Regions from separate parts of the Homo sapiens genome. Here region 1 is linked to region 2. Evidence: read pairs that join two places in POLR2A ChIA-PET (ENCODE). Cell type or tissue: PC-9. All regions are shown on one strand. Links, peaks and the distances in the headings refer to the core of each region. The heading gives the core; the rest is flanking DNA. Region 1 overlaps CDC42 (cell division cycle 42). Region 2 has its middle 38 kb from the start of MIR4418.

Evidence for each region. ChIA-PET counts read pairs that join two places held together with the same protein. Peaks named below come from ENCODE experiments on the same cell type or tissue, not always from the same donor. Only the 100,000 strongest peaks of a DNase experiment are listed, where the experiment ranks them.
Region 1: POLR2A ChIA-PET joins it to region 2 with 13 read pairs; 2 of 35 experiments call an interaction of 5 or more read pairs at or near these places.

Annotation. Positions count from the first base shown.
Region 1 is chr1:22,060,356-22,072,083 of GRCh38, forward strand. The region is part of intron 1 of CDC42 (cell division cycle 42); the gene reads left to right. It also overlaps the pseudogene MPHOSPH6P1. Among named protein-coding and RNA genes, the nearest start is that of CDC42, 14 kb to the left of the region's middle. RefSeq lists enhancers at 972-1,472, 1,473-1,973. In PC-9, for the core only: no CTCF peak of the experiment used is centred there; no DNase peak of the experiment used is centred there; H3K27ac peaks cover 76 bases.
Region 2 is chr1:22,222,410-22,234,137 of GRCh38, forward strand. No RefSeq gene overlaps it. Among named protein-coding and RNA genes, the nearest start is that of MIR4418, 38 kb to the right of the region's middle. RefSeq lists enhancers at 6,503-7,136, 9,976-10,524, 10,525-11,071. In PC-9, for the core only: no CTCF peak of the experiment used is centred there; DNase peaks (open chromatin) are centred at 6,442, 7,262 and 10,112; H3K27ac peaks cover 2,567 bases.

The DNA of each region.
Region 1 (11,728 bases), core at 1,663-9,662, 160 kb before region 2:
GATTATTGCAATTCATTACTCCATGTGGAAGGAGGAGAGGTGTCTGAGAACAGATCAAATGAGGAACAGATGATTAAACCAGAGGGAGATGGAGGTGGAATAAAAGAATATTATGTTAATTAGTGTTAAGGGGTATGAGAAAAGAGGATAAATTTAGTAGAAGAAAGCATAAACAAGATTTCAGCTATGGTTCATTTGCTTTGCTGGAAGACAGTTTAGGAGTATTTGTAATATTTTTAGTTTGTTTTTAATCTATATAAAAGCAGATGAAGAGGAGTGGGAAGTGAAAGAATAATGTTACTTGAATAACACTTATCTCTGGTTTCAGGGATTTTCATTACAACTTTACTAGTATTTGTTTCATTAGCTGAATACTATTGGAGAAGAACTCAGTTTTAGATAAATTCTGAAATGGAATTAATACATTCATATCACTTGCTTGCCTAAAAAACATTTTTATTATAGGGTTTAAGATTAACAAGATTTTAAAATAAGTGATTAGATTTTAGAATGTGTAAAGTTTGGTTTATAACTTGAAAGGATAGTTCTATGGATATCAGTGTTTTTTTATTTTGCTATTTTATTCGTGCTGTTTATTTGCTCTGTTCATCATAGGGGCAAAGGAAATGTTAGATCATCCTAATAGTTGATAAGCTAGTAAAGATGAGGGTAGGGGATAATTTTAGAGTAAGGCCTGTGTGGCTTAGTGTGTTTCAGAATATCTGAAAGACATTTCCATGGGCTTGGGTGTCAGATAAATTAGAAACCCAGCCGGGCAGAGTGGCTCACGCCTGTAATCCCAGCACTTTGGGAGGCCATGGCGGGCGGATCACCTGAGGTCAGGAGTTCGAGACCAGCCTGGCCAACATGGTGAAACCCCGTCTCTACTAAAAATACAAAAAATTAGCCAGGTGTGGTGGCATGTGCCTGTAATCCCAGCTACTCAGGAGGCTGAGGCAGGAGAATCGCTTGAACCCGGGAGGTGGAGGTTTCAGTGAGCCGAGATTGCACCACTGCACTTCAGTCTGAGTAACAAGAGCAAAACTCTGTCTCAGGAAAAAAAAAAAAAAAGAAACCCTTTATTATATCTTCATCCTGGAAATCATAATGTATATAAGTTTATTTTAAAGGGTTAGGGAAGTTAGACGGTCAATCAGTTTAACTTCATGTTTCTTTCTTTTTTTTTTTTTTTTTTTTTTTTTTTTTGAGATGGAGTCTTGCTCTATCAGCCAGGCTGTAGTGCAGTGGCATGATCTTGGCTCACTGCCACCTCTGCCTCCCGGGTTCAAGCAATTCTCCTGCCTCACCCTCCTGAGTAGCTGGGATTACAGGTGCCCGCCACCATGCCCGGCTAATTTTTGTATTTTTAGTGGAGATGTTGGCCATCTCCACTTTAGTGGAGACCGTGTTGGCCAGGCTGGTCTCGAACTCCTGACCTCAAGTGATCCGCCCCCTTCAGCCTCCCAAAGTGCTGGGATTACAGGCGTGAGCCACTGCGCCCGGCCTAACTTGATGTTTCTTAAACTTGTTTGATGACGTTTCATCCTCCCCATCACCCCTATGGAACACCCTTTTTTATTTTATTTATTTCTTTTTTTTGGAGAACGGATTCTTACTCTGTCACCCAGGCTGGAGTGCAGTGGCGTGATCTTGGCTCACTGCAACCTCTGCCTCCTGGGTTCAAGCAATTCTGCCTCAGCCTCCCGAGTAGCTGGGACTACAGGCATGTGCCACCATACCCAGCTAATTTTTGTATTTTTAGTAGACACGGGGTTTCACCACGTTGGCCAGGCTGGTCTCAAACTCCTGGCCTTAAATGATGTGCCTGCCTTGGCCTCCCAAAGTGTTGGGATTACAGGCGTGAGCCTCCATGCCTGGCTGTTTGACCCATTTAAAAAATGGCTTGTGGTTTATAAGACAAATTGTTTGAGAATCTGAATGTAGGTACTTCTACCTCATCAGCTAGAACAAAGAAAGTCTAAATAATCATAGTTTGTTTTGTAGTTGGCATCTCACCTCATAACTTTTAAAAGAAAGGTTCTGAATTTGTCACGTTTGCTGCCTAGGTAATGTAGTGACTTATTTTATGCTGCAAATGTCTGCTTGTTTAGGATTTCTGATATAGGCTGGCATGATTTCATTCTTGTAGACTTACGACCAAATTACTCTGTGCTGATTCTGAAAAGATTTGTCTTTTTGGTGCATGTATAAGAACATAAGTTGCCTGATCTTAAGAGTTTTTTTCTGATTGGGTATGGTGGCTCATGCCTGTAATCCCAGCAGTTTGGGAGACCTAGGTGGGAGGATTGCTTGAGGCCAGCAGTTTGAGACGAGCCTGGTAGCCTGGTCAACATAGTGAGACCGTGGCTCTATTTAAAAAAAAAAAAAAAAAAAAAAAAAAAAAAAAAAAGATTTTTTCCGAACTTATCCATTTGTCTATGGTACAAACCTATCCTCTAATTTTTCAAACCAAAAAACGTCTTTATAACTTTGTCCTTAAACACTCCACCTCCAACCTGATGACCTATTCTCTATTTCTATGCTACTACCGCAGGGCAGATCCTCCATTTCAATCTTAGATTATTACCCTAGTTTCTTAGCTGACTTCCTTGACTATCTGGTTGTCTTTGGCAGCCCACCTTGGAATACAGGCACAATATTGATACTCCTAAAACACTGTTCATGGATATGGAAGAAGTGACTGTTCTGCTTAGCTTTTAGAGTCTATATGACTTGGACTCATAGTTTTTTTTTGTTTGTTTCTTTTTTCCACTTTGCATGCTTGCTTGTGCCTTTTCTCCTGATACTCCTATCTAACTAGAGATTTATTTTCACATTATTTTAGATTACTCTCCCATGTTTACTCTGAAAATCTGTGGCACTCATATTTCATAGTGTAAAATTGTAGCAATCTGAGACTACTACAGTTGTTAGCCTCTTCTCCTTATAACCAGTAAAGTATACTAGATGATGTATGATGAACTTTCTAGCATAGAATTTGGTACAGAGTAGGCATTTAGTAAATTATTGAAATGTGTTAAAGGCCTTTGAAGGCAAGATTTCTGTTACCCAGTGTAATGCTGTAGTAGGCATTTAGATATCTTACTTAGATAACTTTTGTAATAAGTTAATAGGATTTCGTTCTTCCAAGAACCTACTCTATTTTAACAGATGTTTTAGGTCCTAACTTGTGTCCTAATTAGATAGAGAGGGTCTGTTAGGTGCTTGGGATCTTGTTCTTCAACTGCACACATACCAGCACAACTACTGTTAAATTTCTTTTGCGCTTTTTTCCCCTTTAGGACAAAAAAAGGATTTAACAGTTATGTGCTTTTAATAACATTGTATTACTTTGTTGGTAACCTTCACAACTTTTTTTTTTGAGACAGAGTCTTGCTCTTGTCATCCAGGCTGGAATGCAGTGATGCCATCATGGCTCACTGGAACCTTCGCCTCCCGGGTTCAAGTGATTCTTGTGCCTCAGCCTCCCGAGTAGCTGGGATTACAGGTGCGAGCCACCACACCGGCTACTTTTTGTATTTTTAGTAGAGATGGGGTTTTGCCATGTTGACCAGGCTGGTCTGGAACTCCTGACCTCTTATGATCTTCCTGCCTTGGCCTCCCAAAGTGCTGGGATTACAGGCGTGAGCCACTGCGCCAGGCCTTCACAGTCATCTTTAGTATGTATAACATTTCATCCTGTGGTGTATTATTACTTGTTTTTTTTTTGTTACATTAACTGTTTTGATGATACAGCATCTCATTGTTTCTTGATAAAGTATTTCCTTCTTTTTGGATAAATTACCTGAAGTGGAAATGTATGTGTAGGGCATTAAAAAAACAAAAAAACAAAAAACCTTGTGTTTTCCTAATATTTTGAGGGAAAATCTTACTGTAATCTTTCTTCCCTTCTAATCAAATACTCTTGTGAATGCTCTTTTTTTAAAATTTTTTGAGATAGAGTCTCGCTCTGTCACTCAAGCTGGAGTATAATGACATGATCTTGGCTCACCCACAGCCTCTGCCTCCTGGGTTCAAGGAGTTCTCCTGTCTCAGCCTCCTGTGTAGCTGGGAGTACAGGTGTGCATCATCGTGCCTGCTAATTTTTGTATTTTTAGTCGAGACGGGTTTTGCCATGTTGGCCAGGTTGGTGTGGAACTCCTGACCTCAGAAGATCTGCCTGCCTCGGCCTCCCAAAGTGCTGGGATCACAGGTGTGAGCCACTGCGCCTGGCCTTGTGAGTGCTCTTATTTTGTTTTCAGGGGTGTATAATTGACTTTCACTTTGATGGAGTTTAGAACACAGCCTGCTATAGAAGATTGCCTAGAGAAGATTCTTTTTTTTTTTTGAGAGTCTCACTCTGTTGCCCAGCCTGGAGTGCAGTGGCGCAATCTCACTGCAACCTCTGCCTCCGGGGTTCAAGCAATTCTCTGGCTTCAGCCTCCTGAGTAGCTGGGATTAAAGGCACTTGCCACCACGCTTGGCTAATTTTCATATTTTTAGTAGAGACAGGGTTTCACCATGTTGGTCAGGCTGGTCTCGAACTTGACCTCAGGTGATCCACCCACCTCGGCATTCTGGGATTACAGGCGTGCATTCTGGGATTACAGGCGTGAGCCACCGCTAAATTGCCTGCATATTTGGATTATTTCACGTTGATAGTAAGAGTTCATAGTTGAGTGTTAAGTGCTCTTTGCAGAGTGACTGACAACCTGTGATGGTGATACTATTGTCTCTGTTTTACAAAGGAAACGAGGCTTAAAAGAGTTTTAAGTAGCTTGCCCAAAATCACACAAGAATGGGAATCTGAGCTTTAGGGCTGCTTGATTGAAAGCATATGCCCTTTACTGCAACTCTGTCGTCTTCCTTGGGCATGTTAGAGACTTGAGAAATACTTGCTGTGTGATTAGGTTATTTCGTCTCTTAAAATAGGGCGAGGTGGTTTACAGCCCTTTCTGTAATATTTTGAATCTCTTGGCTACAAATGTGACACTTATTAAATTAAATTGCTCTTTGAGATTGGAATGAAGGGATTTCTGAAAGGATTGATAAAATTAGCAAATAACCCTCCCTAGGAGAAGCAAGGATTTTTCTGAGTTCCCTCTTATTCATGATATTTAGATGCTTTTACTTAACAACTGTTCTGACCTTTTTAGGGCTGTTTCTGCAGATTTTAATTTTGCGTAAGAATAAGGTGCCATATTAGGTATTTACTCTCTGCTAGGTGGTGTGTGTACCAGTTGCTTTATATACATTACCTCATTTCTCTGTAGTGGTCTTGTGAATTAGATGTCAATTTGTAGACGAGAAAGTTAAGGCATAGAAGTGAAGTAACTTGCCAGGATCGTACACATTGAGGTGGAGCTAAGATTGGAACCCATATTTGCTTGTCTTTAAAAATCTCGTCTTTTTTTGGGGGGCGGGGGAGGGGTCAGAGTCTCTGTCAACCAGGCTGGAGTGCAGTGGCATGATCTCAGCTCACTGCAACCTCCTCCCGGGTTCAAGCGATTCTCAAGCCTCAGCCTCCCGAGTAGCTGGGATTACAGGTGTGCGCCACCATGCCTGGCTAATTTTTTGTAGTTTTAGCAGAGACGGGATTTCACCATGTTGGCTAGGCTTGTCTTGAGCTGCTGACCTCAAATAATTGACCCACCTTGGCCTCCCAAAGTGTTGGGATTACAGGCCTCTGTGCCTGGGCGTTTTTTTCATATTACTACTTTAGTCAACAAAGTTGTAAAAGACATTTAAGAATTTTATTTTTTCTTGCCCTTAATATACTGTTCAGTATTGTATTGGCTGCATTGGGACGGGGAATAAAGAAGTATAAGCCTAGTTGTTCTCTCAGAGAGCTTAAAATCTATTAGAGGGGCTGGGTGAGGTGAGGTGGTGCATGCTTGTAGTCTCAGCTACTTGGGAGGCTGAGGCAGGAGAATCGCTTGAGCGTGGGAGGCAGACGTTGCAGTAAGCTGAAATTGCGCCACTGTGCTGCAGCTTAGGTGACAGAGTGATACCCTGTCTCCAAAAAAAAAAATCTATTAGAATAAAGTAAGCATATGTGACTAAAAATAACATGGTTAATTACTCCTGTGATTCATTTATTCGGTGAGTGTGTCCTGTGTGACTGGTATTGAGCTATTTTGTGGGCATACAGCAGTTATTACCTTTATGGAGATTTCCTTATTTTTAAAAGTCTGTTTCTACTGCCATATGACAGATAAACAAGATAATTATAGATTATGACCTTACAATAAAGGAAATAAGGTAATATGAAAGGAGTGTAAGGAGGGAGGGTACTATTGCCCTGGATAATGTGGTCAGGGGAGGACTTTTGGAGGAGATGATGATTCGAGCTGAGATCTGGAGAGTGAGAAGCCAAAAGCTTTAAGAGCAGGGGCAGGAGTGTTGTTGGTAAAGACTTCAAGGCATGGCCGGGTGCAGTGGCTCACACCTGTAATTCCAGAACTTTGGGAGGCCGAGGTGGGCGGATCACCTGAGGTTGGGAGTTTGAGACCAGCTTGACCAACATGGAGAAACCCCGTCTCTACTAAAAATACAAAATTAGCCGGGTGTGGTGGCACATGCCTGTAATTCCAGCTACTCAGGAAGTTGAGGCTGGAAAATCGCTTGAACCTGGGAGGCGGAGGTTGTGGTGAGCAGAGATTGGGCCAAAAAAGACCTGAAGGCAGGACAGAGCCTGGCACGTCTGGGGAGGTAAGAGACCTGTGTAGCTAGAGCATGGAGAGTACAGGGGAACGGAGCATGAGAAGGTTTGAGAAGGCAAGAAGAAGGGCCTTGCCATGGGTTCTGTTTAGTCCGTTTAGGCTTCTTTAACAATACCATAGACTGGGTAGCTTGTAAACGACAGAAACTTATCACAGTTCTGCATCCTGGGAAGGACAATATTGGGGTGCTGGCGTATTTGATGTTTGGTGAGGGCCTGCTTTGTGGTTCATAGATGCTGGTTTTTTCTTTTCTTCTTTTTCTTTTTTTGACGGTCTCACTCTGTTTCCCAGGCTGGAGTGCAGTGGTGATCTTAGCTCACTCCCACCTCCGCCTCCCAAGTTCGCTTTGGTGCTCTCAGCTCACTGCAACCTCTACCTCCCAAGCAAGCGATCCTCCTGAGTAGCTGGGGTTACAGGCATGCGCCACCGGCTAATTTTTGTATTTTTAGTGGAGACAGGGTTTCACCAAGTTGGCCAGGCTGGTCTCGAACGCCTGACCTCAGATGATCCGCCTGCCTCGGCCTCTCAATGTGCTGGGTTTACAGGCCTGAGCCACTGCGCCCATACCAGTTTGTTCCTTTTTGCTGTGTCTTCTTGCATGGTGCAAGGGGTAGGGGAGCTCTCTGGGGTGTCTTATAAGGCCACTAATCCCATTTGGGGATGAGGGGACTCTGCCCTCTGGACCTAATCACCTCCCAGCAGTCTCACCTTCTAACAACGTCACACTGGTGATCAGGTGTCAGCTTATGAATTTTGGGACACAAACATAGCAGGTGGTCAGGCGGTTGGGGCAGTTTCAATACCTAGACTAGTTAGGAAAGGTCTCAGAGAAGGAGAGGTTTTGTAGTGGAAGGGTAGCTTGAAAATAGGGTGAGTTGTAAGGCCAGACACCCAAGATTTGGCTGAGATGGGAGGATCCCTTGAGCCCAGGAAGGTTGACGCTGCAGTGAGCTGTGATTGAGCCACTCCACTCTGGCCTAGGTGACAGGGTGAGACCCTGTCTCAAAAACAAAAAAAATCTTTAGGAAACCTGTATATTTGAAGATCAAGGGCTAAAAATCCACTCAGTACCATTTAGCAGAGGATGTATGACATCCATTACACATCTGTTTCAAAAACAGCATGTTTCCAAAATTATACATCTCTTTACAAATAAACGTTATAGTATTAATAACTATAGAGGCACCATCAGAACTAGTTACAAAACATGCTGCTAACTTTCACAAGGCATCTCTGAGCCATCTCTTAAGTTCTGTATTTTGATCCCGGGGCTTTAAGAACATTTTCTTTGCTTTAATTAGTTGTAGGTCTCCATTTTCATTGTCTTCATAATTGGCTTGATCTCCCTTTTTGGCAGACTTTTTTCCTGTTGTCCCCACCAAGGTCTCATATTCTAGCCATTTCTTCTAGCCATTTCTTCTTCATCTGACACGTAAAATTCCACTGTTTCATCTTCAATTTCTGCTTTGTTCTTAGTATTCACCTGAAGCACTAATTTCTCAACCTCAGGAGTAAATCTGATGAATGAAATTCCTTCCATAGAAATGATCTTCACATAACAAGAGATGCTGCTCTTCTGTTATGAAATTCTTTACTTATTAAGCTCTGGCAAATCTGAGTACCAGTGCTCTTAACTAATTTTATTTTCTTCCTCTTCTAGTCATTTCTTAGTTTCTGAGTCCAGTCTTCTTTGCATGAACTTCATGTACAGCAGGTTCTTGGAGAACTTGGTCTTGTGCTCAGGTGCCATGCTGGCTTCAGCTTGTGCTGTGTTCTGGCCACCTGCTGTTTCTTAGTTAAGAGACTAGAATGAGAAAGTTACATGTAAGGATGTCAGTTGGTAGTATTATTGAAGGAAGAATATGTAGGGGGTGATGCTTGTTTATTGTCTGTGTACCCCACTGGAATTGTTGCTCCAAGAGGGCGTGAACTTTGTTATGTGAATTGTGGGGTGTGCCTACGTATAGGACAAAGCTTGGCACGTGGTAGGTACTTAGTAAAGGCTTGTTGAATGAATGAGTAGATGAATGAGTAGATCTACAAGTCTTGAGTATTTTGAGGAAAACATCTTATTGTAATCTCCATTTTATTCCTTTTTTTTTTTTTTTTTTTTTTTTGAGACAGAATCTCACTCTGTCCCCAGGCTGGAGTGCAGTGGCACAATCACGGCTCATTGCAACCTCTGCCTCCTGGGTTCAAGCAATTCTCCTGCCTCACCCTCCCAAATAGCTGGGACTACAGGTGAGCGCCATCACACCTGGCAAATTTTTGTATTTTTGGTAGAGACTGGGTTTCACCATGTTGGCCAGATTGGTCTCGAACTCCTGACCTCAAGTGATCTGCCCGCCTCAGCTTCCCAAAGTGCTGGGATTATAGGCGTGAGCCACCACGCTTGGCCGAAACAGGGTCTTGTTCTCTTACCCAGGCTGGAGTGCAGTGGTGTGACTACAGCTCACTGTAGCCTTGACCTTCCTGGCTCAGGTGGTTTCTCCCCTCAGCCTCCCCAGTAGTTGGGACTACAGGCACATGCCACCACTTTTTTTTTTTTTTTTTTTTTTTTTTAATTTTTTGTAGAGATGGGATTTTGTCATGTTGCCCAAGCTGGTCTTGATTTGCTGGGCTCAAGTGATCCTCCTGCCTTGGCCTCCCAAAGTGTTGGGATTACAGGCGTGAGCCGCCACACCCAGCCTTGGTAGAGGTTTTTTTGTTTGTTTGTTTTTGTTGTTGTTGTTTTGAGATAGCATCTCCCTGTGTTGCCCAGGCTGGAGTGCAGTGGCATAATCTTGGCTTACTTGCAACCTCCGTCTCCTGGGCTCGGATGATCTTCAGCCTCCCAAGTAGCTGGGACCACAGGCGCATGCCACCATGCCCAGCTAATTTTTGTATTTTTGGTAGAGACGCAGTTTTGCCACGTTGCCTAGGTTGTTCTCAAACTCCTGGCCTCAAGCAATCCACCTTCCTTGGCTTCTCAAAGTGCTGGGATTGTAGGCTTGAGCCACTGTGCCCAGCCTCTGGGTAGGATTTTCTAAGCAATGTTGTATTCTTAATTGAACATGTAAAAAGTAAAGTAGAGATTCCTCTTCAAAGACTTCCCCCACATCTAATCAGAAATAAATAGTAACTTCTCTTAAAAGCAAAATTTATTCAAAGACCTTTGCTAACATTCTTAAATATCTGCTAGCTGTAATAAATAAATCAGTGTACTTTATGTTCTTAGCTCCCACAATTTAGCCTAAATATTTGCCCTGGCATGCTTATACTGGTCCAAGCAAGCATTAGGTCATAGCCTGTTTAAAGGTATTTTTACCTTTCTCAGCATTCCACAAGTTACTTCCTCCTTCCTTTGTTGTCCTCTGCCTTTGCCTCTTTTTTTTTTTTTTTTTTTTTTTTTTTTTTTTTTTTTTGAGACAGAGTCTCGCTCTGTTGCTCAGGCTGGAGTGCAGTGGCATGATCTTGGCTCACTACAAGCTCCGCCTCCTAGGTTCATGCCATTCTCCTGCCTCAGCCTCCCAGGTAGCTGGGACTACAGGCGTCCACCACCACGCCCAGCTGATTTTTTTGTATTTTTAACAGAGGCAGGGTTTCACTGTGTTAGCCAGGCTGGTCTTGATCTCTTGACCTCGTGATCCGCCTGCCTCGGCCTTCCAAAATGCTGGGATTACAGGCGTGAGCCACCACGCCTGGCCTTCTTTGCCTCTTTTTAAAAGTTGTAAGTTGCTAGCCTATCAGGACAAATACAAAACGTGAGGTCCCGTTCCAGCCAATAAAAACCGGACACAGCAGTAGGATAGACACGTCAGGTTATAAATGACCCTGTCTCCTTTGCTCGGTGTACTTTTGTGGCAAAACTGCTGGCAAGTGTATCCTTTCTGCAGAAGGTATAAATGGCCTTGCTGAGAAAATTAAATTTATGTTCAAGTGCTATTTCTTTACGGCACTGAGGAACAAGCATTTCTTTTTTTTTCTTTCTTTTTTTTTTTTTTTGAGATGGAGTCTCGCTCTGTTGCCCAGGCTGGAGTGCAGTGGCGCGGTCTCGGCTCACTGCAAGCTCTGCCTCACGGGTTCACGCCATTCTCCTGCCTCAGCCTCCCGAGTAGCTGGGACTACAGGCGCCTGCCACCACGCCCGGCTAATTTTTTTGTATTTTTAGTAGCGTCGGGGTTTCACCATGTTAGCCAGGATGGTCTCGATCTCCTGACCTCGTGATCCATCCGCCTCGGCCTCCCAAAGTGCTGGGATTACAGGTGTGAGCCACCGCACCCGGTCGGAACAAGCATTTCTAACAAACATATAAGGCCAGCTGTATGCTTTTTGTTACATGTCTTCTGTGATATAGAAGCAAACAAGAAGTTCTGCAAACAAGACAGTTTGTTAGCACACTTGCATACGTGTGTGAATGCATGGAATACATTGCTGTGGTTTGAGTACTTTTGGTTGCCTAAAAATCACATGCATGGGTAGGTGTTTAAAAAATTGTACGTTAGATATGCTACTATAACTTACAGCAGAAGGTTATATAAGCTGCATTTTCCAAAGTGGCTGGATTTGACAGGAGAGACAAGTAGTTTTGATTTTATTCTGTTTAATCCTACAACCAGACTAGTCCTTCTGTTGAACTGATAAGGAAGATTGTGAAATTGGGTCATTCTCTTGATTCCTGTAGTGCCTCTTCTTTCTTGTATCCTAAGTATGAAAATGGGTTACTTCAGGGGCAAACGTATTTCACATGAAGGCAACTTTACTTTTAGTGTGTTTTGGATTAGAGTGAATGTGGTGTCAGAAAAAGAAAATTCAGTTCTGATACTAACAGTTTAATTCTGATACTCCCACCCCACAGCTTAAGGGCTCAGTCTTGGAAGACTGCCCTCACTTTAGGCAGCAGCTACAAATGCAGTGCCTAGGCTACCTATACCTCTGCCCAGTAGACTACAAATTTTGGGATTCCCATGGCCCTTCTTAGGTTTGATTATTAGCTAGAACAACTCATAGAACTCAGGAAAACGTTT
Region 2 (11,728 bases), core at 2,706-10,705:
GTGGGTCCCGAGCGATTAATGCGGCCTTCTTTGCCACACATTATGTGAGTGCACTAAAGCGAGAGGGGCTCATTTTTGGCGTGTTTTTAGCCTGTTTGGCACAGAGTGAAAGAAGAAAAGAAGAAGAGCCCAGGGCCCAGGAACCTGAGGGTGGGGATCTCATGGTCAGAAAGAGCCCCAGAAGCCAGGTAGCGTGAGGCTAGGGGGGTCCCTGCCAAGTCACCGCAAGACTTGGAGGGGAGGTCATGGTAGAACCCACCCACAGTCTCGGCGTTCCAGGTGTCCCAGCTTGGAGGCGTGCTAAGGCCTCTGTGTCGCATTGGCCAAGGGAACCAATCCCTCACAAGCAGTCTCCCAGTATAGTCAGAAGATCCTGGATTCAAAGCCCAGCTTAGCCAGTGACTCCACCTCTCGGGGCCTCATCTTCTCCATTTGCAAAATGGCAATGATGTAGGATCTATCTTAATGGCTTGTGGCGGGGATTGAATGAGATCGTCCAAAGGAGCCTCGTAGCACAGGGTCAGACGCAGAGTAAGCGGTCGATAGTATAGCAGCCAGCCAGAGTGATGGTGGCAGTGGTGTGTGTGGGTGCATGAATGAGCACACACGTGTGTGTGTGTGTGTGTGATAGATTGATGTTTCAAAGCAGGTGAACCTGGGCTTGAGCCTTCTTATGTGACCTTGAGCAAATATGGTATCTCTTCCTGAGCCTCAGTTTCTTCTCCTGGAAGATGGAGTTAAATCCCAGGTTATTGTGAGGATTAAAGGTGATCACACAGATCAAGAGCCTGGCACAGTGCCTGCCACTGACTGAGGCCCTAAAACATGACAGCAGTGGTGAGTGGGCCAGAATAATTCTATCTTCAGCGATGCCTTCCTTCCACAGCCTGGCAGATGTGCTTGGAGTCGAACTGGTTGAATTCACGTGATACCATCGCACAGTCAGTCCCTGGGAGTTGGGTGAAGAGGGTGGGTGACTCAGGAGGAACAAACAGGACAGGACGTGAAGCCATGCACAGAAGCCTCCTTGCCAAAGCACTGGCAGGGTGGGGGAAGAGGAATCCATTCTGGTGCCCCGGAAGCCTCTGAGGATGGGGCAGAGGAGACAAGCTGGGGTTGGGGGGCTGTGAGGCCTGTCATCTGTGACACAGTCCATATGCCAGGCACCCAGGCAGGGGCTCAGTATATTTTCCCCATTGGTTTCAGTTGGAAACCCTGGAGGGTCGATCTTATCCGCTGGGGAAATCAAGGCACGGAGTAGATAAGCGACCTGGCTTAGATTACACAGCCAGGAAAAGTCCAGGAACGGGTTCCCTTGTCGTGGATGTCTCCTTGGCCAGGCAGGAACGGCCAGCATTTCTAGGGGAACCAGGAACGTGCTGAAGAATGTGTTCCTTGCAAGTTTAAAAACACAAAACGAGTTACATTATTTCTTGGCTTAAAACGTGTCTGCAACCTCCCCTGCCCTCAGGCTAGAGCCCAAGCACCTGGCCTGTCAGCTGTGGGGTCTGGGCCCTGCCACCTTTCCAGCCTCGGGTGGCACTACAGTGACTCTTGCTGTCTCTTCTCTAATGCCAGGTTCCTGGTCCCCTTCCTGGGCTTCAGCCCTCAGAGACCAGCTCCAGGGATCCTCCCCTCCCCACCTCTCTACCTTGGCAAGACCAGGTGCCCAGGTCTCAGCTCTCAATGCACTGGTCCTCGGCCCTTGCAGCAATTCTCACCATATTTGCCTTCTCTGTTGATAGGTCGGCTCTGCAAGGTAGGAGGTGTGTTCTTGCCTTTGCTATGTGTTGGTGGCATCTACACAGTGCCTGGCAAAAAGCAGGTGCTTGAGAGGAAGGACCGAGTGGTGGACAGCCAGGCTGGCATCTGGGCACAAGCAGGGTCCACGGGGAGTTTGGGTCCCACGTGGTTGAGGTCTCAGCTCCACAGCAGGTGCATTGACTGGAAGCAGGATAGTGGGTGGGGCCATTAAGGGAGGCAGGAAAGACAGGGGAGTTTCTGCAAGAAGATTTGCCTGACTTATTTTGAATCTTCTAAAAGCCTTTGTCTTGAGTTCACACTAAAGATTATAAAATAAGTGCCGTCAGGGAATGGAATTCAGGGACAAATGACTTCTCTGGGGAATTCTAGCCCCCAAAGTGCCCTAAGTGGGCACTCTTGTTATCTCAATTTTTCAGAGGAGGAACTTGGGGCTCAGAGAGGGTCTTGGCCAAGCTGAGACCAGAACCTGAGCATGCCTTTCCCATGGAGCCATCGTCCCCTCAGGGTTGGTTGAACTGGAGGAGGAAATGTCAGCCTCACTCCCCAGGACCAGGGACCTTGAACTTGATGCAAAAAAGATTTGTTTGTTGTGATGGTTTTAAGATATGTTTATACATTCTTTAATAGTCTCTTCAGGAGGTGGTTTAATCCTCCTCCCCTTGAGTATGGGCCTAGTGACTCACTTCCAATGAATAGAATATGGCAGATGTGTGTGACTTCCAAGACTAGGTCACAGAAGGCATTGTGGCTTCCTCCTTCTTCTCTTTTGCTTCACTTACTCTGGGGGAAGCCAGCTGCCATGTCATGAGGATACTCAAGCAGTCCTATGGAGAGGCCCACCTGGCAAGGAACTGAGGCCTCCTGCCGATAGCCATGGCAGGGAGCTGTATTGGAAGCAGATCTCTCCCCTCTCCCCGGCCCCAGTCAAGCCTTCAGATGACTGCAGTCCTGCTTGACAGCTAGACTGCAATCTCAGGAGAGACCTGGGTCAAAACCACTCCGTAAGTTGCTTCTGAATTCCTGACCCTGGAAATGATGAAATAATAAACATTTCTTGTTGTTTGTGGGATAATTTGTTATGCGGCAGCAAATAATGAATGCATTCATTTTTGTGGAAATGGCTCAAATCCCATCAACAGTAGATTATGATATAGTCCCAGGATAGAATAGTATACAGCAATGAGAAGGAACAAACCATCACTACAGACAACAGTGTGGATGAAGCTCACAAACATCTTGACCAAAAGAAGCTGCACCAGACAACACATACTGTGTGACTCCGTTCATATAAAATACAAAGACTGGCCAAGCCAATCTATAATAATAGAAATCAGGATAGTGGTTTTCCTTGGGCAGGCCCGGATGGAGTGGCCAGGAGGGGCCGGAAGGGGGTTTCTGAGTGCTTCTTACATGAATGCATTCAGTTTGTGAGAACTCATTGAGTGTAGATTTATGACTTGAACACATGTTTGTATATTAGACCTTACAGAAAAATCTTCCAGTTTGGAATAGGGTGTATGCCGGGTGAAAACTGGGCTGCTCAGGAGTCACATCTGGCTGTAGGATGAACACTGCTTTCGAGGTTATAGGCCTGGAAACCTTTGAGGGAAAGACTAGCATTCAGGTCATGAGATAGAAAGAAAAAGGGTTGGGGTGGCCGTATTGGGACCTCCTAGTCCCCAGGGCCTTGGCTTGAAGTCTTACCTCCTTAGCTCTCTGAGCTGATGGACAGGAAGGGACAAAGGCTCAGCCCCCAACTGGGGTTGGGGTCAGCTGAGGGGGCTTTCCGGGGCAGCAGCGAGGGCAGGGGGAGCCCTGCCTGGCTTTGTGATTCAGGGATTTGCTGTAATCCCAGTCCTTCCCTGCAGCCTGTCTAATCCCCACCCGTGGGGCTGAGCCTTTTCAAGATCTGACTTTGGCCTGAAAGGCTCCCAGAGGGGCCCACATTCCTGCCCACGGCATCCCCGCTCCTAGGAGGAAACTCATCAGGGTCTCTCCCCACCCCGGCATGGGGCTTCTCATCCTTGGGAAAAAGAGACAGTGCTCATAAATCCAGGGAAAGTTAAGATGGCCGTGAGAGAATCTGGAGTGTTTGACCTGCTTCCTTGGAGGAGACGGTGGTCTTTGATGCCTGGGTCCTGGGCCTTGTGCCATCAAGGAAATGGGTGAAGGAGATGCTGGCAAGAATGAAGACCTGTTGGGGGCAGCGGTTAACCACCTCCAAGGCCTGATGTGAGCTTCCTCTTTAACCTCATTGTTCACTTGACAAGCTCCAGCCACCTGTCTTTCGGATCCTAAGGCTCCCCAAGCTGCTTCCTGCCTCAGGACCTTCGTACAGACTTCCCCTTGGCTTGGAGATTCTCTCCCCTGATCCTTGCATGCTGCTCTTGCTTGTAACTGAGATCTCTACTTTGGGAGGCCAAGGTGGGCGGATCGCCTGAGGTCAGGAGTTTGAGACGAGCCTGGCCAACGTCGTGAAACCCTGTCTTCACTAAACAACAACAACAACAACAACAAAAAACAAAAAAACCCAAAAACCAAAAAGAAAAAAACCAACAACAAAACCTAGCTGGGTGTGGTGGTGTGTGCCTGTAATCCCAGCTACTTGGGAGGCTGAGGCAGGAGAATTGCTTGAGCCCAGGAGGCAGAGGTTGCAGTGAGTTGAGATTGCGCCACTGCAGTCCAGCCTGGGTGACAGAGCAAGACTCCGTCTCAATAATAAAAAACAACAACAACAACAAAATAACTGAGATCTCAGCTGCAATGTTACTTCCCCCAAGGCCCCATGGTCCCACTCTGTCATGTCACCCCGTGTCTCAGTTTTATTTCTTGCCTTTCCTTGTCTCCTCCGACTGGAAAGTGAGACCTTGAAGAGCAGGGGCCCCGTCCGCTGGGCTCCTGGCCATAACCCCCTCTAAGAATAATACCCAGTGATTCATGGTTCTCAGTGCATGTGCAGAGTAAGTGAATGAATGAATGGGAAAGGACAGAGTTACTTGAAGAAGAAGGAGAAAAACTTGAAAAGGGATGATCCTGCTCAACTTGTGAATCACAGATATGCTTCCCCTTGACACCAAAAGCTGCCCTGTGAAACCTGTATTATTATCCCATTTTTACAGATGAAAAACTAAGGGGGAAAAGGTTCAATAACCCACCAAGCCCACACAGGCGGTAGACTTGCAGGAAAATAATATTAGGGGCCTTGATTTTCACTCTCATTCTTACACTGAAATTCCCAGCACCCGAAATTTTACTTTTAGATATGCATTCCTTTTGCTTGGACATTGCCCTCTCAAGAACTTTCTTTCTTTCTTTCTTTCTTTTTCTCTTTCTTTTCCTTCCTTTCTTCCTTTCTTTCTTTCTTTCTTTCTTTCTTTCTTTCTTTCTTTCTTTCTTTCTTTCTTTCTTTCTCTTTCTTTCTCTCTCTCTCTCTCTCTTTCTTTCTTTCTTTTTCTTTCTTTCTTTTTATACAGAGTCTCGCTCTGTCGCCCAGGCTGGAGTGCAGTGGCACAATATCCACTCACCGCAACCTCTGCCTCTGGGGTTCAAGCAATTCTGCCTCAGCCTCCCAAGTAGCTGGGATTACAGACACCCGCCACCACACTTGGCCAATGTTTGTATTTGTAGTAGAGGTGGGGTTTCACCATGTTGGCCAGGCTGGTCTTGAACTCCTGACCTCAGGTGATCTGCCCACCTCGGCCTCCCAAAGTGTTGGGATTACAGATGTGTGCCACCACGCCTGGCCAAGAACTTCTTTCTTTCTTCTTACCTTTCCTCTTAGTTAGTAGTGAGAGAATTTTACATGAATGATTATTGTAGATGCATAACATGGTAGTTACAGAAGGAGTGTTGGAGGCTGTGTTCTAACTTGTCCATTTTATAAGTGGAGATACTGAGGCCCAGAAAGCAGAAATAATGTCCTCAAAGTCACCACATAGTAGGTGCTCACTAAGTGCTTATTAATTGAATCAACATAAACACGCACATTACAGAGGAGGCACGACCTGTTTGGAAGTCTCAGTAGCACGGCTTTGACTCCCAGCGCATTCAGCACTTCAGTGTCCGAAAGCACATTCGTGTACGTGATTGCAGGTAAGCACTTTATGATTCCCATTTTACACATGGGGCAAGTGAAGCCCAGAGAGGTAAAGCATCTTGTCCAAGGTCACACAGCAAGTTAAGAGGTAGTGTTGGGATTTGAACTTAGCTCTTGCATAACCTCTGCGGCTTTTTCTGGAACTCTGGCAGAGAGTTCAGCCAGTTATCTCTTGCCCCTTTCCAGGGGTCCCTGGGCTGGTCCATGGGGACATGGACCCAGGGGCCAGGGCTGGCCCTGGGCTTGCTCAGCCAGGATGTGTGTGAGTGTGAGTGTGAGTGCGTGCACATGTGTGAAGTCAGTGGCCTCACCCCTGCTGTTCCTGAGCAAGTTTCTGGCAGCTGCAGCTTATGATTGGTGTGGGGCACAGGCTGCCCAGGAGTGGCTGGGATCCATGTCTGCCCTGCTGCTACCTGCCTCCCCTCCTGGTCGTGGGCAGGCAGGCGAATCTTGTGCTGGGACTTGCCGGAGCCTCCGCATCAGGCGAGGCTGCAGGTACATTCCTCCTCCCTGGAGTCCCGGTGCTGCAGCTGGGGGGCCAGGCACTGACTAATTCTATACAAATTGGCTGATATTCTGAAGAATGCCATTCTGTAAGAAAGCAAATATTTAAATACTCAAGGCTGGGTCCTCTCCACCCCCGCACCCAAGTCCTGTCACCTGCCAAACGCTGGCAGAGCCTCTTGGAGGCATTTTGGGGCTGCACACCTGGCGGCCCCATGGGAGCTTTGTGACCCCCCCCTAGACTGAGCAGGGGTGGCTGGCAGATGGGACACCTGAAGCGGGACCCAGAGGGGGCTGTGCTGAAGCCCACACCAGGCAGCTTTTATCCCAGAGGGGAAGGTGGGGGCTTGATGGGGAATTAGAAACTCTGGTCTGGGCACTTTCCTGTGTATGCTCTTTGGGCCTCAGTTTCTCCATATGTAATATGGCATGTATGAATGGCCAAATAAGTGGTTTTCTAATCTGGTTGGACCCCATCCCAGACAAAATCTGAGAAGGCAGGGCCCAGGACCCTGCATTTTTACCAAGCCCCACGGGGAGCATGATGCAGTTGGTCCAGCCCCCCTGCCTATTCATGCCACACTGGCCAGAGAGGATCGCTGTGAATGGGCTTCAGAAAGGCCTCCCACAGCTTTAGCTGGGGGGAGGGCACAGCCGCCTGTAGAAGGAACAGCATGGCAAGGCCAGGGAAACTGTGAGGCCCTCTGGGAAAGTGGTGGGAGCATAGGTTGTGGGGTGGGGACAAAGGTGGTGTAGCTCAAGGCCTGGGACAGCAATGGCTAAGCAAAAGGAATGCATGTCTAAGAGTAAAATTTCAGGTGCTGGGAATTTCCGTGCATGACTAAGAGTGAAATTCAAGGCCAGCAAGGATTCTTTTCCTGCATGAGGCTTTCCTTATCTCAGCTTCATTCTCAGGCCACCTAATGACTCTCTTCTTTGACCTCCCAGGGCACTGACTCTCTCCCTCTCTTTCTAACTGAACTGTCAGTTACACAAGCTCACATTTTGCATGACTTTATGCATTTCCTTCTTGACAATGATGACAATAGCACTGCCTTCCCTTTGTTACACACTGTGTGTCAGGCCGTGTACTGACCACTTCTCTTGCATTCTCTCTCCTTCTCTTCACAAGAGCCCCATGAAGTGGTTTCTGGTGCTCTCCCCACTTGACAGAAAAGTAAACTGAGGCATAGAGTGAAGTGTCGCTTGACCAGGGGCACCCAGCGAAGATATGAAGAGCTAGGATTTGGCTTTGGGTCTTCCAACCCAGTGGCCTGGACTCGCACCCACCCTCTCCACTGTCGTTGGTGAGTTCCTCCAGGGCAGGGACTGGGGCTGATCTTCTCTGTGCCCTCAGTGCCAGTGTGAGGCGGGGCACATGGTGGACCCTGCCTGGTGCCAACCACATGGATGTGCTGTGAACATTAAATAATTGTCCCCATTTTACAGGTGAGGAAACTGAGGCACAGGAAATGGAATGACTCGTCCAAGGTCCTAGAACAGGCAAAAGGCAGAGGTAGTTGTCTTAAGCTGGGTCCCCCAAAAGCCAACCCCAAGTCAAGGATTTGAGTGCAAACAGTTTACCTGGGAGCTGATTTCCTAATGTCCAGATTGATGAGTCAGGAAATGAGACAGGAAGGGAAAGAGGCCAACAAGAGGAGGGTGTGTCGGTCAGCAGGTGAGCACTCTGGCCAGCTGGGCACAGACCCCTGGGGAAGTCTGGGAGAAGGGACAGAACAAGCCTCAGCATTGCCCCTCCAAAGGGGAGGAAATTGGGTTATTTTTCCTCCACTCTCATCTGTGTTTGGCTGAAGGCTGTTTCAGGCACTTCTGGGCCAGTATGTTCTGCGGCTGTAGAGGCAGAGTCACTGTTTGTTATTTGCAGTGAGAAATGGGATAGTGGGTATAGATGGGCAGTGACAGCTGCTGCCACAGAAATGTTCAAAACGTGGATTTTCAGAACTAAAATCTGTCCATCTATCATTCACACATCCATCCATTCATCCATTCACCCATCCACCCACCTACCCATCCACCCACCCGTCTGTCCACCCACCCATCCATCTACCCATCCACCTACTCACCCCCCCACCCATCCATAGTTTACTTATCTATCCATCTGTGCATCCACCCATCATCCATCCACCCACTCATCTGCCCACCCATCTGTTCATCCGTCCATCCATCCATCCATCCATCCATCCATTCACCCATCCACCCACCTACCCATCCACCCACCTGTCTGTCCACCCACCCATCCATCTACCCATCCACCTACTCACCCACCCACCCATCCATAGTTTATCTATCCATCTGTCCATCCACCCATCATCCATCCACCCACTCATCTGCCCACCCATCTGTTCATCCATCCATCCATCCATCCATCCATCCATCCATCCATCCATTCACCCATCCACCCACCTACCCATCCACCAACCCGTCTGTCCACCCACCCATCCATCTACCCATCCACCCACTCACACACCCACCCATCCATCGTTCACTTATCTATCCATCTGTGCATCCACCCATCATCCACCCACTCATCTGCCCACCCATCTGTTCATCCATTCATCCACCCATCCACCCATCCATCCATCCATCCATTCATCCATCCATCATCCATTCATCCATCCATCTGCCCACTCATATATCCATCCACCCATTCATTCACCCACCCATCCATGTATCCATCCATCCAACCATTCATCCATCCATCTATCCATCCATCCATCATCCACCCATCATCTCCCAGATCCTGGGTCTCAGGCACAGTTCGAGGCCCTGGAGGTCCAGAGATGATTCCCCAGACTTAATTCCAGTCGCCCCCATTCCCTGAAGGGGCTGCATATCTCTGGCGGTTGCTGTGAGGTGACCAGACAACATGGGAATGGGTGGGCTGGCTCTTGTGGCTAGTAGCCCCTGATTCCCAACCCTGGGATGTCTGGGTTCATGGTCCCCCAGCTCCTCAGAGGCTTCCAGAGATAGCTGGTACTGCTGTCATTCCAGGAAGCCCCTCAGAGGAAACACAGTCCCCATTCATGGGCTGGCTGCTTGGAACCGCAGACCCTGTGCTGTCACAGGGATTCACGCAGGCTTTACCTGCCCTCCTGTCCCAGTGCCAGGGCCGGTCTGAGGACATCCAGTGAGTCTTTGCTGAGCAGCTTTGGAAGTTGGGGCAGTGCCATGGATGCTACCAGAACCAAGTTCCCTACTATTCTTCTTGGCACCCAGAAAGACCACCTGCTTGGACAAAGGTTGTCCTGGGCTCACATCCTGTGGAGGAAGGGGACACAGAAAGCCATTATTGAGCACCTAGTGGGTGCCACATACTCAGCATGATGGGTGTCCCTGGACCCTCATGTCAAGTCAACACTAGAGGGAGGCATTCTCACCTCCACTGTACACTCAAGAAAACTGAGGCTCAGAGAGGGAAAGTGCCTTGCTGGAGGCCACACAGCCTGTGAATATCAATGCGGGAATGGTCCCAGGTCCCCTTGACTTGAGTCTCAGCGTCTTTTTCTGACCATGCACCTGGAACCGCTGTTCTAGCCCTGGAGCACTTCCTTCCTCCTTCACCACCATCTTCATCATCACTCAGACTCAGAGAGACTAAATGGCTCTTTCCTTCCCCAGGGACCAGGTTCTAGAGCCCATGACACATGTACACATGGTGGAGGATGCAGGGGCCATGTGGTCACAAACTGTTCTCAGCCAAAGGTCACAAACAGTTCTCTAGTACTCGGAATACAGGTTTGGGGTAGGACAGACAGGTCAGATAGGAGTCACGGTCTTGGCTTTGTTCCTTCCTTACTATGTGACCCTGGGTGAGTTACATCACCTTTCTGGGCTGCTCGATTTTCTCATCAGTAGATGGGGAGAAATATACACCTGTCCTACAAGGAGGATGGAAGGGGGAAATGGGATAAAATGTGCAAAGTGCCTTGTGTTTGTGTCCTGCATTTGTGAGGTCCCCCAAGGCCCCAGGGGTGTGAGGACTCCTGGGGCTCCAGCCTTTGGAAGGGCATGCGGAGAGAAGAGATTGGCCTGGCAGGGCCTCCCCAGGCTGGGCTCAAGTGTGTGCATTTGAGCACGCAGGGCTGGGGCCTGATGACCAGGGGGCAGCCCTGTCACTCCCTGCCCATTCTCACTCCCTGCAGCCCTCTCCTCCCCCTCCATGGGCTGTCTTTACTCAGCCAGCTTCCCCCTGTCCCCCAAGGGCTGGGGGGACGGGTACTCTTGGGTCATCTCTGTATTTTGTAAGGATGATTTAGAAGCAGCCATTTGGTGGTAGGGAGTCCTCAGGCCTGAGTCCCACCAGGGAGGAAGCGCCTTCACCCACCTCTGGCTCCTGTTCCGAAGGCAGCCCCTCGAGCTCCCACCCCGTCTGAGTTCTTCCCATCACCCAGTAGCAAAGTGGGGAAACTGAGCTTGAGACGGGGTGCCTGAGCTCCATAGCCCCTCAGGGCCAAGGCTGGGTGTGGGGGCAAAACGGGCTGTGTCTGCATTGGCCAATGGAGGCCTGGATCCTGGGTGGAGGTGGGGGACCAAGCTGGTCTCAAATCTGGGGGATCACTGGGGTGGCGGCACATCTGGGAGGCATCTCTGTTCATTCAGCAGCCACTGAGCTCTGTGGTCTGCCGCTCCCTGTGCTCCTGGCTGAAGACTCAGAGACGGGGCACACCCTTGAGGAGCCTGCTGTCTTGAGGGGCCCGGAGCTCAGCTCAGGGCCAGGCTCCCAGCTACTCACTGCTGTACTGTGACCCTGGGAACACCCTGAACCTCTGTGCCTGGGTTTTCTTTCCTATCCAGGGCAGCTCTGGGCTAGCCCCTTCCTAGGGGCCTTGAGAAGCTGAAGGCTGGGACCATGGGAAGCGCACAGCACGGTGCTAGCCTAGGGAAGCTCCCGGTAGAGGCTGGCTGCTCTTATTATCATGATTCCAATTGTCACTTGCTATGGGCCAGACACCTTGGATACTGCCCGCGGGGTATGATACACCATGACTCTGAGAGGTGGAGTTACAGGAGGGGAAACTGAGGCTCAGGCTGGAGGTGCCATGCCAAGGGGTCACACATCCAGGAAATGATTGGGCAGGGTGTGAACCCAGTTCTGGCTGCCACACCCCAATGGCTTCCCTGTGCCAGCACCCTGCCTCAGCAGAGCCCTGGGAGGGCGGCTCTGCCCTCGCTGGGCAGCCGTGGCCCCAGTAGGTACCCCCTCCCTTTGGTTCCCAGCCCCCATGATGGATGAGTCTGGGGTTGCTTTCTTTGCGGGCAGCTGCCAAGGCCAAGGGCCCTACCAGGGTCTTCTCTGGCTTATGTCCCCCCTCCCCCACCAGTTTCCCCAGGGGGCCACGCTGC